2 separate regions of the Homo sapiens genome follow, and region 1 is linked to region 2. The links are chromatin loops, found by intact Hi-C in ENCODE. Cell type or tissue: mammary epithelial cell. All regions are shown on one strand.

Evidence for each region. Peaks named below come from ENCODE experiments on the same cell type or tissue, not always from the same donor. Only the 100,000 strongest peaks of a DNase experiment are listed, where the experiment ranks them.
Region 1: it touches region 2 in a loop (14-fold over the local background); 2 of 110 quality-filtered maps call a loop at or near these places.

The regions. Positions count from the first base shown.
Region 1 is chr15:72,830,854-72,838,853 of GRCh38, forward strand. LOC107984801 (a long non-coding RNA gene) reads left to right here and starts at 3,095. Exons shown (of 3, transcript XR_001751596.2): 1 at 3,095-3,246. RefSeq lists an enhancer at 4,177-4,678. In mammary epithelial cell, a CTCF peak has its summit at 4,599 (motif pointing right); no DNase peak of the experiment used is centred here.
Region 2 is chr15:73,077,068-73,085,067 of GRCh38, forward strand. All of the region lies in intron 1 of NEO1 (neogenin 1), which reads left to right. Among named protein-coding and RNA genes, the nearest start is that of NEO1, 29 kb to the left of the region's middle. In mammary epithelial cell, a CTCF peak has its summit at 4,478 (motif pointing left); a DNase peak (open chromatin) is centred at 1,884.

The DNA of each region.
Region 1 (8,000 bases), 250 kb before region 2:
AGTTGGATCCTTCTGGAGGTTGTGAGGGAGGACACGTTCCATGCGTCTCCCTGGCTTCTGGTGGTCCCTGGCAACCTTTGGCATTTCATGTCTTGTAGTTGCCTCACTCCAATATCTGTCTCCATCTTTACATGACTATCTTCCCCATGTTTGTCCTCTGTGTCACTTTATGGCCTTCTTAGAAGGATACCAGAAGGTCCACCCTAAACCAATATAATGTCATTTTAGCAAATTACATTTGCAAAGACCTTATTTCCGAATAAGGTCACATTCTGAGGTCCTGGGGTTGACATGCATTTTGGGGGGCACACTATTCAACCCTGTACAAATATTCATTAATTTCTTAACTCCTACAACCCTCTGAAGAATACTTGCATAGATGCGTGAGAGAGGAATGAATTTATTTCAGAAGAGACTGTAGGAAATACCTGGTCCCATGTTTGGTCCAAGGCTGTGATACCCTCCATAGTATTCATTGTGATCTTTCTTCTCTTCCTGGACTTTTTCAGTGCAGTGTTCCCGGGTTATCCCAACTAAAAATTCAACCCATCTTGTACCCTGATTGGGATTGACACTAAGTCCCTTGTCCTTGCTTTATTTTCTTTCTAGCATTTATCACTATTAACAAAACTTATATTTTACTTATTTCTTTTGTTCATTGTTTGCCTTCCCCACTGGGATAGCCTCTGTGAGGGCAAAGATTTTTGTTCATGTATCCACTTCTATATTCTCAGCACTCAGAACAGTGTCTGGTGCATAGTAGGTGCTCAATAAAAAGTTGTCATATAACTGAATGCATGCGTGAATGAAAGGACTCCTGGAAACTGGGCATCTAGCTGTTGTGGACAGGGAGCCCGTTCTTTCACTGGGCAAATTTTGCCATTTTTAGTCATGTAGTGAATCCTTAGAAGAGGCAGGGCCAGGCCTCCAGAGTCCTTGCTTTGAGCCTCATGGGTCTGTTGGACAGTTTCAGAATCTTAGGAAATAATTGGGGTGGTTGGTTGGCTGGAGGAGAAAATGAAATAAGAGTTGGGATTCTCTGGGGCTGCCACTGACCCACTGGGTCATCTTGACAACTTTGTTCTGTCTCTCCTGGCCCCTGGCTCCCTGACCTCAGCCTCCTTCACTTGGCTATCTGGAAAGCAGTTACTTTCTCTCCTGGCCCCCCGTTTTCTCTCTTTGGCATGTGGGAATTAAAGACAAAAGGTCTCAAAATCACTTTGAACTCCATGGAGGGTGCCAAATAATCTGAGGACATTATTAGTATAAGACAATTCCTTTGAAAATGGAAATTGCGTATCACACAATCTCTCAAACACAGGGTGGAATTAATGAGCAATTTGCTCAAGATTCACAACTTCAAAATGATCTTCCAGGTGGCCAAAGGAAATTCACATTTACACTTCAATCAGAAATTTTTTTGTAGAATGTAAGGGGGGAGGGTTTAATTTTCTGAGATCACAAATGCCTATCCCCATCCCAAGGAGAAGAGAGCCCGTGATAAAGACCGCCCTGGTATCTGTGAACTCTCCAGCTAATTAGAAAAGTGAATCTAATTTCATGGATTTCAGCTCCTATTAATTTATCCTAAGCTTGTTGGTAATGAAGCCATGTGTTTGTTTCTTAAGAAGGAAACATCAGAGAGGAAGAGAATGGGTGTGAGGCTGTGCTGTTTATTCCCTTACCTTCAATCTATTAATTGAGGAAATAACATATGATTTAATATATATTACAATGTCATCAACACAGCACTTGCTTTAGCTACTGATGGAGCCCTGTGTGGTTATCTCACATAGGCTTACAGTGCCTGCCACAGCTAAGAAAGAAGGAATAACTGACAGGGAAGTGACCAACAGGGTCTGCTACCTTCCTAATTTCTACTGCTTCATTCTATCCTGTAATATTCAGCAAACATCTATTGAACACCTTCCATGTTCCAGGCAAGCTAGGCTTGAACAAGACTGATAGGGATTTTAGAACCTATGTACGACCATCTTAAACACATAATTATTCCAAATGATTATTTACAATTGTGATAAGGACTTTGAAAAAGAAGTAGTGTGTTTTGTACTTCCCCTTTCCACATAGATATCTTGTTAGCCAGCTAGAGAGGAAACTTAAGACATCAGAGACTGGCCTGAGCTGTCTTTCATAAATCCTCTGTAATCATTACAAGACAAAGCTCACCTTGGTACCTAGATATTATGTAGAGTATTAACTGCTCAGAGTTTAGCAGTAGAGATTAGTAAAAGTAAGTAAATGTTCAAATAAGTGTAAAATTCTGAAACAGACTAGTATCAACAGTATCTGGACAAACTTGGCACTAAACAAAGCAAACTGGAGGCTCTGGCCTCTGAGATGAGAAAGTTCGTCCCCAGATACAACACAGAGACTGACAAGAGTAGACAACAGAGTCTAGCTCAAGACAGAAGTGTTAAATTCTAGTGCCATGGCCAACATTAGCCCCTTGTTTCAGGAGATTTACATGTAAGATTTTCTCAACATCAGCCATGGTTAGAACTGTAGTCCCGAGGGAAACCAGCCATTCATTTCAGGGAAATGTGGGTGTTGACAAGGGAACCCTTGCAGGAGTGTTCTACAGGTGGTCTCCATCCTGCCCAGTAAGACTTGGCTATGGGAGTGAGCTGTGTGAGGGGGGCCAGGCAAACAGCGATGAGATCCCTTTATGTGGAAAATTATATTTTCCCAAAGTGGCCACAATCTGTTTCCTGTTTTTTGAGAACTTGCTACTGCTCCATCAAGATGTGGATTCTGTGTCTCCTCTCCTTGAAGCCGGATGGCCCTTTGTGACTGCCTTGATGAATTAAATGTGGTGCAAGTGATGCTGCATGACTTTGAGGCTAGGTCATGAAAGGAGATGTGACATCTGTCCCACTTGCATATTTATATTCTCTCTCTCTTTCTCTCTCTCTCAGTGCTTGCCCTTGGAACCTAATCTCCATAGTGTGAGGAAGTTCAGGCCATGGAAAGACTACAGGAGACATGAGGGGAAGTCTGCAGGGGGACTTTTGAGAAACGTTTCCTCACTTCTAATAAATAGCTCAGGAAAATATGGTTTCTCTTCTTTGTCCAGCTGTGATGCCTGGGAACTTCTGTGGCAACCTTGCTTCCAGCCAATACACAGAGTGGGGCAACTCTCAGAAAACCATTGAGAAGAGAGTCAGAGTGCTGAAGTACCGTGTCTGGAATCCTGTCTTCCCAACTCCGTGTTTCCTGATCTATCAGGTAATAAACCCTCTTACATGCTAAGATACTTTGAGTTGAGGCGTTCTGTTACTTGTAGCTGAAGTAACATTCTCCCTGATTTGGAATCTGCTCCCTGAGGGCTTTGGTCAGTTCCTGCCCTCTATGTGTGTTCTGGGGACCTGGGCTCTCCCACAGGAGTCATTAGGCTGCAGAGAGCCCCCCAGAGCTGTGCTTTGGGAGTCAGAACAGAGACTTCTGGAGTTGGATCCATTTTCTAGGAGTGTTCATGATTTCAGCAGAACCTGTTTTATTACTTCTTCTAGGGTTACATGTGTGAGCTGAGCCTTTGTACTTTAGAGATCATTTCCTGAGAATGAGAAGTGGAGAAGGGGGCAGGGAGTCATCCTTTATTTGTTATAGTCCCAGAGACAGGTGACATGAGAGACTTTCCTTGGTGGCAGAGGATGAAGGAGGAGGGCATGAACTGTGGAGTCAGATCCAGGATTGAACCTTGACACCTTCCTTGCAGGCTGTGTGACCTTAGGATGGTCACTTCACCTTTCTAGTTCTCAGTGATCACATCTTAAAGTGGAAGTACTAGTCCTATTTCAGAGGATGCAATTGGAGGTTTACAGCCTGTTATCTGATCTGCAACTATGTTTAGTCAGCTGACTGAGTGGTTTTTTTTGAAAAAATTGAGTTTATTCACGGGTGTTTACAAATATAAAAACTTACCAACTTGTAAACTTCAAATATCTGGAGTGTGTTGTATGTCAGTTATACCTCAATGAAGCTGTTAAAAGTTGAATTTGTTGTTTACAATCAGGAACGCTGGAATGTTGGTTTCTTTGGGGGAAAAGAGGGGAAATATTTGGCAATGCTGAGCCCACCTTTTTGTGAGGTTGCAGAGGGCTACCTCCTTCAGACAAGGCATCCCTGCTTCAGTTTGCCATGGTCCCACCAGCACCTCTTGCTCAGAGTGAGTTTTGCTGCTGGCCCTCTGGATTTGAGTTTGTGACCTCTGACCTACCTCATGTATTTATATGTAAGCCTGGATACTCAGAGAGTGGTCTGTAGACCAGCTGCATCCTGAGAGCTTGTTAGCAGTACAGAATCTCAGGCCTCACCCCAGGCCTCCTGAATCAAAATTGCCTTTAAACAAGATCCTTGCACATTCCTTGTGATCCTTGTGATTCTTTGCACCTTCAAATTTAAAAAGCACTGCCTCTGATGATCAGAAATCATGTCTAAAAGTCATCTGGCCCAGAGTAGGCACCCACTAAGGGTAAACTCTTGCTGTGTCATTTAATCCACAGGGCAGTTCATTGTTCAGAGGAGCTCACACTTAAACTGTACTCAGTGATTCTCCTGGATCTCACAGCCAATAGGGGGCAGAGCTGGGATTCAAACACAGGGCTGTGACAGAGATTTATGCTCTTCCCTCTCTACCACCTGCCCCCCTAAGAAGAGAAAGAAAGCATATGCAGAGGGAGAAGCCATAGAAATCACCTAGGAGACCCAAGCTTATCTCTGGGGATAAGATCAGCCCTGTAGAGCAGGTGGCAGGCTCTCCCCAGGGCTACCTGAAGTTTCACTCCTTTCTCTCAGGGCATGGCCCAGAGCTTGGTGCAGAGTACAGTCTCAATGAGGAAGGGGGAAAGGGAGGAGATAAGGGAGGAGGGGGAAGAGGAGCAGGGGAGGAAGGAGGGATGATATCAAACAGGCATGTCTTCAGTTACCTGCCCAGCCCCATGCCCTGGGTGAAAGATAGTGCATTAGTCCATGTTCACACTACTATAAAGATACTACCTGAGACTGGATAATTTATAAAGAAAAGAGGTTTAATTGACTCACAGTTCTGCATGGCTGGGGAGGCCTCAGGAAACTTACAATCATGGTGGAAAGCAAAGGGGAAGCAGGCACTTTCTTTACAAGGTGGCAGGAGAGAGAGCACGTGGAGGACATGCCACGCTTGTAAACCATGGGATCTCATAAGAGCTCCCTCACCATCGCAAGAACAGCATGGGGGAAACCGTGTCCATGATCCTGTCACTTCCCACCAGATCCCTCCCTCAACATATGGGGATTACAATTCAAGATGAGATTTGGATGGGGCCACAGAGCCAGGCCATACCATATCAGATGGTTTATCCATTAGGACTTGCATTCAGTCAAGAGATGGAATTTAAACCTGTAAGTATTTATTATTTTTTTAACCCCACACAACAAGAGTGATAAGTAGTGGTAGTGTTTTAGTGGTTCAAAGATTTGGATCCGCAGTCTCTGTTTCTCTTGGCCATTTCCTCATGGTCACAAGATGGCTGCTGCAGCCCCACTTATCAGGACGTGGGCAGGAAGAGAGGAAAGCAAGTCTTTCTTAGAAACCTTTTAATGTATGTATGTCTTATTGGCCAGAGGTAGGCTAGAAAATATAATGTTTAATTTAGCCTTTTTTTTTTTTTTTGAGACAGAGTCTTGCTCTGTCACCCAGGCTGGGGTACAATGGTGCAATCTCTGCTCACTGCAACCTCCACCACCTCCTGGGTTCAAGCAATTCTCCTACCTCAGCCTCCCAAGTAGCTTGGATTACAGGTGCGCACAACCACGCCTGGTTAATTTTTTTTTTTTTTTTTTTAGTAGAGACAGGTTTTCACCATGTTGGCCGGGCTGGTCTTGAACTCTTGACCTCAAGTGATCTGCCCGCCTCAGCCTACCAAAGTGCTGGGATTACAGGCATGAGCCACTGCGCTTGACCTGTTTAATTTAGTTTTGTCTTTAGCTGGGACTCTTTGTTCTGTTGATCCCTTTCTCCACCCCCACCTTCCTGACAAATGAGGTTTATACTAACAAGAAAGGAGGACACGGTTATTGAGTAGACATCTGGCAATGTCTGCCACGAATGGGAACATAGGACCTAATTCCTGATTCCTTGTTGACCTGGAGTAGTTCTCCCTAGTCTGGAGGTAGCTTGCGCACTCTCTTGGGCTCAGCTTTGCTCTGGGAATGAGAAGCTGTGCCTCCTTTTGTCCCTCCCAATGCTGTGGCCCAGCAAGGCCTTTGGAGAGAATCCATGTGTCTGGGGACAGCTGGACCACAGCCTCCCCACCCTGGCTGCACACCTGTTGGAAGCTATATTTAGAGCAGTAAGTCTAAATCTTGGGGCAAGGAGAAGAGAGAAGCCAAAGGGGCAAGAAAAAAATGAAAGATGCAGCCCAGAAAAATGGGATGTTATTCCCTGTTGTGCACAGCCACAGCCTACTCTGGGCTGGTTCTTAAGAAGAAGGAAGGAATAGCTGTGGGCACTTGTGGGGGCCAGGCTGGAATTAGGAAAACCGCTGTTCACAGGATTTGGAGAGTTATAAACTCTGCCTGCGCTGGCATGAAGGTCTGTCCTGAAAAGTCCTAAAACCCCTTCTAGAATTGTAGAACTGGGGCCCCTGAACCTTTTGACTGTGGCACTCACAGGCAGGGTATAAGACTTCGTGCTCTCCCCTCCCCTCAAATTTCCACTCAGGAAAAAACTCAAGGATTATAAAGAATGGAAAGAAATAAAACAGATTGAATTTGCCGTGCTGCTAGCAATACATAAATGATTCACTTAGTAGTTACTTTAGAATACGAACATACTAGGCTGGGCGCGGTGGCTCACACTTGTAATCCCAGCACTTCGGAAGGCCAAGGTGGGTGGATCATTTGAGGTCAGGAGTTCGAGACCAGCCTGGCCAACATGGTGAAACCCTGTCTCTATTAAAATTACAATAAATTAGCTGGGTGTGGTGGCAGGTGCCTGTAATCCCAGCTACTCAGGAGGCTGAGGCAGGAGAATCATTTGAACCCAGGAGGTGGAGGTTGCATTGAGCCAAGATCGTGCCACTGCCCTCCAGCGTGGGCAACAGAAGGAGACTCAATCTCAAAAAAAAAAAAAAGAATATGAACATACTAAAGGATTTTTGTACTATAAAACAATTTCCTAAAAACTTAAAAATAACTCTCAATAGTTTTGTTTTACTTATGAAAGTAGCTGATATTTGCTAACAGCCCATCATAGGGATATGAGTGATTAAGGGTTGAACATCAAACTTAGACGGCCTTGATGAAATACAGGAAAATTGCAGGTTAAATATTATCGCTGCCAATCTGGATTATTGTAGACTGTGAAGTAAACCTAGCAACCCACTAAAAGGTGAATGGTCACATTAAAGCTAAACTAAAAGAAGCTTTTATAATAAAAATAGCAAGGCCATCAGTAACGAAACAAAAACCACAGCCAGTGGGCAACACTGATGAAGTCGTAGCCATGAGCCCTTCCGGAAAGTTGTGAAATTCTAACCATTTGCAAGTGTGCTTGCAGGGTAGGAGCTTGACAGTGTTGCCAAGTGTTGTGTGGCAGCCAGGTTTTTTAGCAAAGGACACAGTCAGAGTCCTAGGTAATTTTAGTTTATGGATAGTACATTTTAGTAACTTTTCATGACTCACTTATTACGTTACTAGTAAGTAACCCTTCTAAGCCAAAAGTATGAGAGTCTATAGAAGCAGGAGTCACTTGCCTGTAAGAAGTGAAGAAGAGACATGAGGGGTCACTGTGACCCACTGTGGGAGCTCCTGTGGCCTGGCAGGGAGCTGCAGACCACATGTGGGAACTCTGCTTTGAGAAGTAGGTCGGCTACTGGAGGCTTTTCTCCTGCAGTGATCTCTGTCTGTATGGTGCAGCATTATCAAAAACTTTCTCCCTACTGGATTATTTCCATTCGCACACACACAGGCTGTAATTACTCCTATCTTAAAACTTAACT
Region 2 (8,000 bases):
GAGTCTCTCTCTCTGGCACAGGCTGGAGTGTAGTGACATGATCTCAGCTCCCCAGAACCTCTGCCTCTCAGGTTCTAGTGATTCTCCTGCCTCAGCCTCCCGAGTAGCTGGGATTACAGGTGCCCGCCACCACGCCTGGCTAATTTTTGTATTTCTAGTAGAGATGGGGTTTTGCCATGTTGGCCAGGCTGGTCTTGAACTCCTGACCTCAGGTGATCCACTCACCTCGGCCTCCCAAAGTGCTGGGATAACAGGCATGAGCCACCGTTTTCAGGTTGTCATAACTACATTCTAATTGACTGCATATTTTTAAACACAAATTAAACTAGTTATGTTCTCCACCCTACTCAGTTTTGGCAGTATAAAGGCCTGTTTCACAGAGAAGAACACATAAACAAGTAAGTACAAGGAAGCTTGTGTGAATGAAGTTCTGCTGTACAGCTCAGTGACTTTCTCTGATTTAAGATGTAGCTCTTGGCAATTTCAAATAGTTTGTGTTCTCTGAAGGAGAAGTCCAGTCTATTTAACTGTGTTTAGCAAAAACTAATTATGATTCTCTGATGGGAAATAGATTCTCAGACTCATTTATTCATTCAACAAGCATTTATTGAGCAGCTATGTATGAGGCACTGTGCTAGGTAACGGGAGAAATAAGTTACCAGTCTAACAAATGGCATATCATACGTAAAAATAATACTGCTGAGGAGAAGGTGATATATGCTGTAAAAGGGGTGCAGAGTGCTTTGGGTTTTCTAAAAATGAGAAGGTTACTTCCATGAAGCAACTCAGTGTAAGCTTTATGGGATGATAGAATTTGATAGATCTTGAAGGCTGGGTACATGGTTCCTCTGTCCATTGCGCAGGATGTTGGCCCTGGCTTAGCAGTGGAGACAGACCTATGGCGATGGGAAGCGGGAGAGGAAGTATAATGAGCAAACATCCAGAAGTGGGAAAGCATTGGTGATATGGGCAACAGAAAGTAATTTACTTGGAGGTTTAGGGTGGTGATGTGAAGTGGCACAAGAAAGGGATAGAAAAGAAGCGTCCTTGATCTGACAGTGGTGTATACTGTGAATTGGAAGAGTGGGTTCAGTCTAGGCTGTTTACCCAAGTTGGTGTTTCATGGACCATTGTTCTTCTAATCTAGTAGTTTAATAGTTTTATATTAGGGGAGGGGAAAGTGTTCCCTGTTCAAGTAAGCTAGAGAATCCCTGCAGGAGAAGCAGGGAGAAGGATATTGACAATGTAGAATGCTTTCTGTGATATACTGTATTCAGTTGTGTTGCCGTATTAAACACAGTGGATGTTTGAATGTTCTGTAGATTTTTATCACCTGAAATTTGTTGGTTTTCATGCTGATGTCTTCAAGGATGATTCAGGAGGAGCAGTATAGGTGGCTGGTCTAGTTTCATTTCCCAGCCCCAGTCCACAAAGGGCTCTGTTTATCTAAAACAATGGCAGTGTTTCCTACCGTCCTGCTAAATAAGAGGTCTAACACACAGTAAAGTGTTCTTAAAAGATTTTAGGGACACTGAGGTGTAGGGTGTGGCACGGGCAACCGTTGGTTGCACAGATACAGTAGATGCTCTATGTTTCTATTGAGTTAAGATACAGTTAGCTGTATTTTCCTTGTATCTTTCTGCAGATCTCTTCCTTCATGCCTCCTCTAGAAACACTAGCAGCGCTGGGTGTTTCTAAGGTCTTGGGGACCTTAGGCAAGCTGGTTAACCTCTCTGTGCTTTAGTTTTCTCATGTGTAAAGCACTGTGTGCTGGAGATTTTTAAAAAGTGTGTTGATATAGTAAGTCATTTAATCTGTGGTTATATACCTAGTAAATGACAAGCAGGAATTTGAACTCAGGCCAGGCTCTTAACCAGCTTGCTGCATTACGAAATACTAAACAGTGTGGTTTTCCCTCCTGGAATTCCCTTTCTTTCTAAGTGCATTATCTCTTATACCCTTTGTTTAGTCAGACTACTTCCTCTATTTCAAAGAGAAAGGAAAGAAGCTCTTTTTTAATTGTTCAGAGTTGTGTATGGCAAAGAGAATGCCCAAATAGATTTTGTTTTGGAATCTTATTGTTACTGGTTGTTTACTGCCCCACATCCTTAGCTCCAAAGAGCAGAGAGGATTTACTGTGAAGTTTGGCATGTATTGTAGGCTATTATGCCATGTAATAGGCCCAAAATTGTGGCCCTAGGAATACAAATTATGTTAAGACATTTAAGGCAATTTCTAGAAATCTTTTTCCCTTGAAAAGAGTACCAATAATTTTTCTCGCTAATGGCCAAAATTACTCAAATCTTACTTTTGGACTTTTAAAATATATTTTTACTGCGTTATAGTTGAAATGTAGGTATGGTTGAAACGTAAATCTAGATCTTAAGTGTACTATTCAATCAATTTTGCTGTTGGTACTATTCAATCAAATAGGCCAGTGGGTTTTCTTTGTATTTAATCAATTAGTATGGGAAAATATTTTTATTTTAAATAAATGTCTCTCTTTATTTTTTGTGTATTTCTAAATTCATATGTATTTTCAACTCATTTTTTCACTCGGATACATAGTTTAACAACAGCCTATTGGAAGTACTCTTTTATATGAGTTTCTGCTATACTTGAATAGTTTCCCTTCAGAAATGAACTGTTTGTGTTGGAGCTACATAGAGTGAATAAATTTCCTGGGCGGAAACGATAATAAAATATTCAGGAAGTTATTAGGAAATGAGAACTTGTGTTCTTGTTCAGTCAGATAAGCTTCTGAGACCTTTGCATATATCAAAGCAGATTGTATTAGAGGAAGGAATGAGAGATTTGGCAACTTTCTTCTAATAGTGATAGGGACCTTGGTCAATAGAATGATGGAATATATGATGTATAAATGAAAGAAAAATTCTCAAAGCAAAGTTGTTTGAGAATTGTTTTTTCTCTCTCTTTTTGTTTGTCAGGGAAGAAAAGTGAGAGCTTTCTGAAGTTAGGTTATGTAAATAACCCAGTAGGGAAAACTGTTCCTGGGGGAGACCTACAAATAATTGATGGCAATAAGCTTCAGGAGTATGAAAGAAGTGGATGAGTATGCCTTTCCCCCATTGATTCCACTCACATTTTTTCTTCTCTGTGCTTTGCTCTCTTGTTGCCATTAGACAGTTTCTATCTGTCCTTAATTTTAGCCAGTTTGTTCTAAAGTAACTGTGAACACTGTAACTCTCTAGCCAGTGCCTTTCTTTTATTGAATGGAATTGGTGTACTAGTTGTTTTATTTAACAAACAGAGTTTATAGGCTTGTTTTTTCCTCAACATGTCTTCATGGCAGAGACAATTTACCCTTAAGTTGGTGAGCCCTGGATCCCCTCACTTGCATAGACCTCTTCTAGGATCTGGGAGAGGCTCTAGCAGTGTAGTGTGTTTGTTAGTTACATATTTTTGTAACATTTGCAAAATTGAAAAATTTTTTTCCATTTTTTTTTTTCTTCAAAAAGGCCCTCAAATTATATATGCTTCAAATTTCACAAAACTCAGGTCAGCCTTGGTTCATGGTAGAGGTTGGGTGTTGATTTCTAATTGTGGCCGAGGTAGATTTGGTTAGTGGATTAAAGGACATGAGGAAGGAAGCATTAGTGAGGAAGTTGAACCATTGACTGGTGTGTATAGTGGCCAGGGATCTCTTTCTGAGTGTCAGGGGTCATCTCTTCTCCCTGCAAACATGGGCCAGAAAGAGGCGGGAGAAGTTGGGTAGGACTGGAAGAAGGACAGTGGAGGGAAAGGTGTGCTGCAGCCAAGGTGGTAAACAAATTAAGGTGTTCTCCTTAGATTTCAAGGATGCATTTGCAAATAGCGTTTTCAATAGCATTTTAAAATAACTGAAGAGTCATTTCAAGATAATATATTTCATCTTGATAATAATACATTTTAAGAATTTTAGAATTATTGAAAAATTTGAAAAGTCAATTTCATAATTAACTGATTGACTTGAGATTAAAGTCTTTATCTTATTAATTAGAATATATTGCTGAACACATAAAACACAGACATGTTCATTTTTGAAGGGCGTTGCTGTAACTTGGGTTTTGCTAGCTTCTTGGTTTGGTAGATGTTTCATCTCTCTCCCCTTTTTCTCATTGTCTCACCTGTATTTTTTTCTACCTTTTCATTTCATGTTCCCTTTACTTTGGGATTCAAACTCCTCTTAGACTTCTCAGGATTTTGAATGACTGGACTATAGATAATCACATTTTAAAACTGCATTTTAATATTCTGTTCTCTTTAAAGAAAATTAGGTACTCTGCATGGCCTGGGGACAAATTTACAGTTAAATAGAAGTATAATGTTCTGAGGGCCAATTGTAACTACCCTGTGGTTAACTGGCTCAGGTTCAAATACAGTTAAAATTATTTTACTTTTCCTAAAATTCCTTCTAATTGGACTAACTTATCAGGGTTGATAAAAACATTTCCAGAACGTAGTATGGATCTGCCACCTGGTGGTGAAATATTACAGCAAGTACTAAGTGTTTTGTTTTTTTTTTTCTGAGACAAGGACTCACTGTCACCCAGACTGGAGTGCAGTAGCACCATCACAGCTCACTGTAGCCTCGACCTCCTGGACTCAAGCAATCTTCCCACCTTAGCCCCCAGAGTAGCTGGGACCATAGGTGCATGCCACCACACCTGGCTAATTTTTAAAGTTTTTGTAGAGATAGGGTCTCACTATGTTGCCCAGGCTGGTCTTGAGCTCCTGTCTCAGCCTCCCAAAGTGCTGGCATTACAGGTATGAGCCACCACACCCAGCCAAATACTAGTATTTTTTTTTTTTTTTTTGAGATGGAGTCTTGCTCTGTCACCCAGGCTTGAGTGCAGTAGCCCAATTTTGGCTCACTGCAACCTCCGCACTCCCTGCTCCGGGCCCAAGTGATTCTCCTGCCTCAGCCTCCCGAGTAGCTGGGACTACAGGCATGCACCACTGCATCCAGCTAATTATTGTATTTTTAGTAGAGATGGGGTTTTGCCACATTGGCCGGACTGGTCTCGAGCTCCTGACCTCAGGTGATCTGCCCAACTCGGCCTCCCAGAGTGCTGGGATTACAGGCATGAGCCGCCACGCCCAGCCTAAATACTTGATAAGAATTTAATAATGGATTCTTGCCTTTGTGGCCATAATATTTAGAGTCGAGTCTACTTAAGCTCTTTAGATATGTAACATTTTCCTCCCCTAAGTTTTTTTCACTGAGAAAATGTTACTTAAATGCGATAGAGTAGGTAAATTTTGACTGATGTGTTTCTGTCTACCGCATCGTAATATAAGATGACATTTGTAGAATTACTGAGCTGAAATAAATTCTGCACACATTGAGAATGTACTCTCCTTAAATTTGAAGATGAGCTTTTGAGAAGAGAAGATTGCTGTTAATTTTTCTAAAATTTCAATGTGGATAGTCATTGATTCACAGAAAAAACAGTAATATGAAGTTCACAGAACAAAGAAAAAACAGTAAGATGAAGTTCACAGAACAAAGGATTTTTTTTTTTGGAAAGAAAGCATTTTGTTTATTCACTTAAAAATATTAGCAGGCATATTAAAACTACTTTTAGCAAATAGACTAACAGTTTTATCACCCTCAAATGAATTATTAATACATATCAGTATTTTATATATGGGCACTGTGTTAGGTATACATGATAAAATAGTGAAAATAAAAATGTCTCTTGTCCTCCTGGAGTTTATAATCTAGCTAGAATCTGTAATCTAACATAATGTTAAGGGCCATAAAGGAGAAGTGCATAATAGGGAGAGTTCACCCTGGCTAGTGTATCAGAGAAAGCTTCCCTAAGGAAGTGACGTTTCAGCTGAGATCTGACAGATACAGACCCTGGCTAAAATGTGTGTCTGTATCCCTTTAAAGTGGGAAGGAGAGTGGCAAGTATGAGGAATTGAAAATAACAGAGTGCCTGGAATGTAGTGAGAGAAGGGACTGTGGTGTGAATGAAAACAGGAAAGACGGTAGGAGCAAATAATTCAGGGCCTTGTTGGATGTGTATCAAGGACTTTGGACTTCATCATGAGAGTAATGGAAAGCTGTTGAATTGTGTAGTTAAGCAGTGTCAGATCAGATTAATGAGAAATGAATTGGAGCAGGGCAAAACTGAAAAGAGGTCAGGCAGTTGGTTAGAAAGCAATTGTGGTAGTTGTGGCTTGGACTAGAGAGTGTAAATGGGCGTGATGAGAGGCTGCCATATTTCAAATATATTTGAGGTAGAATAGACAAGACTTGGTGATTGAATGGGATGGAAGGGGGAGAGGTAGAGGGAGATGCCAAGGATGGGCCCAAATTTCTGGCATTCATACATTCAATAAATATATAAATATAAAACATATATATATATAAAACACAGTTTGGTCCTTAAAGATAGAAAGTCGAGTAGCCCCAGCGTTCAGTTCACAATACATTATCATTGGACAGTGCAAGATATCTCTTATTTTGTATTTTTTACTCTGCCTTCATCTGCCACACTCAGTCCCATTTCCCTTGTCTCCTTAGGCTTCTACTCTAATATGTTTTATATATGTTTTTGAATATGCATTAAATACATAAAATATGAAATGTTGTTTTGTGTGTTTTTAACTTGTGATACTGTGCTGTACATGTTATTTTCTTCGTTATTCTGCCTTATGTTCCTTATTACTAGCTGTATGGCCATAGGTAAGTTATATAATGATTTTTCTGTTTCCTCATCTGTAAAGTGAGGATAACAATAGTATTAACAGTACTTAGATTATAGATAAACTTTTTTAATCCTCCCAACAAGTATTCAGGTGTCTGCCTCAAGGGATCCTCCTGCCTTAGCTTCCCAAAACACTGGGATTACAGGCATGAGGCACTATGCCTGGCCTGTTTTTCATTTATTTTTTATTTTATTTATTTTCATTGACAAATAAAAATTGAATATATTTATTGTGGACAACATAATAATGTTTTAAAATATATAGGGATTGTGGAATGGCTAAATTGAGCTAATTAACATATGTATTACCTCATATACTTAACGTTTTTCTGTAGTGAGAATGGTTAAAATCTACCCTAGAACTTAAAGTATAATTAAAAAAAAAATCTCCCAGCGATTTTCAAGAATATAATACATTGTTATAATATTAACTACACTAACCTTATTGTACAATAGACCTCTTGAACTTATTCCTCCTATCTAACTGAAATTTTTTATCCTTTTGCTAACATCACCCAAATCCCCACCCTTCAACCTCTGGTAACCACCATTCTGCTGTCTGCATTTATGAATTCTACATTTTTAGATTACACATTTAAGTGACATCATGCAGTATTTGTTTTTCTATACCTGGCTTATTGTACTTAAAATGTCCTCCAGGTTCATCTTTATTGTCACAAATGGGAAGATTTCCTCCTTTTTAAAGGCTGAATAGTATTCCATTGTGTATATATACCATTTTTTCCTTTATCCATTCATCTGTTGATGGACACTGGGTAAATTCCACGTCTTGGCTATTGTGAATAATGCTGTAGTGAGTATGGAGGTGAAGATATCTCTTTGATATACTTATTTCATTTCCTTTGGATATATACCCAGTGGTGGGATTGCTGGATCATAGGGAAGTTTTATTTTTCATTTTTTGAGGAACTTTCATATTGTTTTCCACAATGGCTATACTGTCCATTTATGTTTCAATTTTACCTTTTTCTTTTTGTGTGTGTGTGTGTGTTTAATGTGTGTGTGTTTAATGTGTGTGTGTGTTCAGTGGCCCCAGGTCTTCTACAGTTTCTTCTTTAATAGTTTTAGGTTTCATCTTTAGGTAATAAATATTTATTCAACAACTGCCTTGTTCTAGGCATTGGATGTAAAACCGTGAACCAGGTATACAGGGGCCTTAGCTGACCCCATGGAGAAACAAAGCAACTGGATGGATAGTGGTAGTGATTTAGGAAATATGGATGATGAGGAAGTTTGGGGCAGAAGTGGGGGTTGGATAGA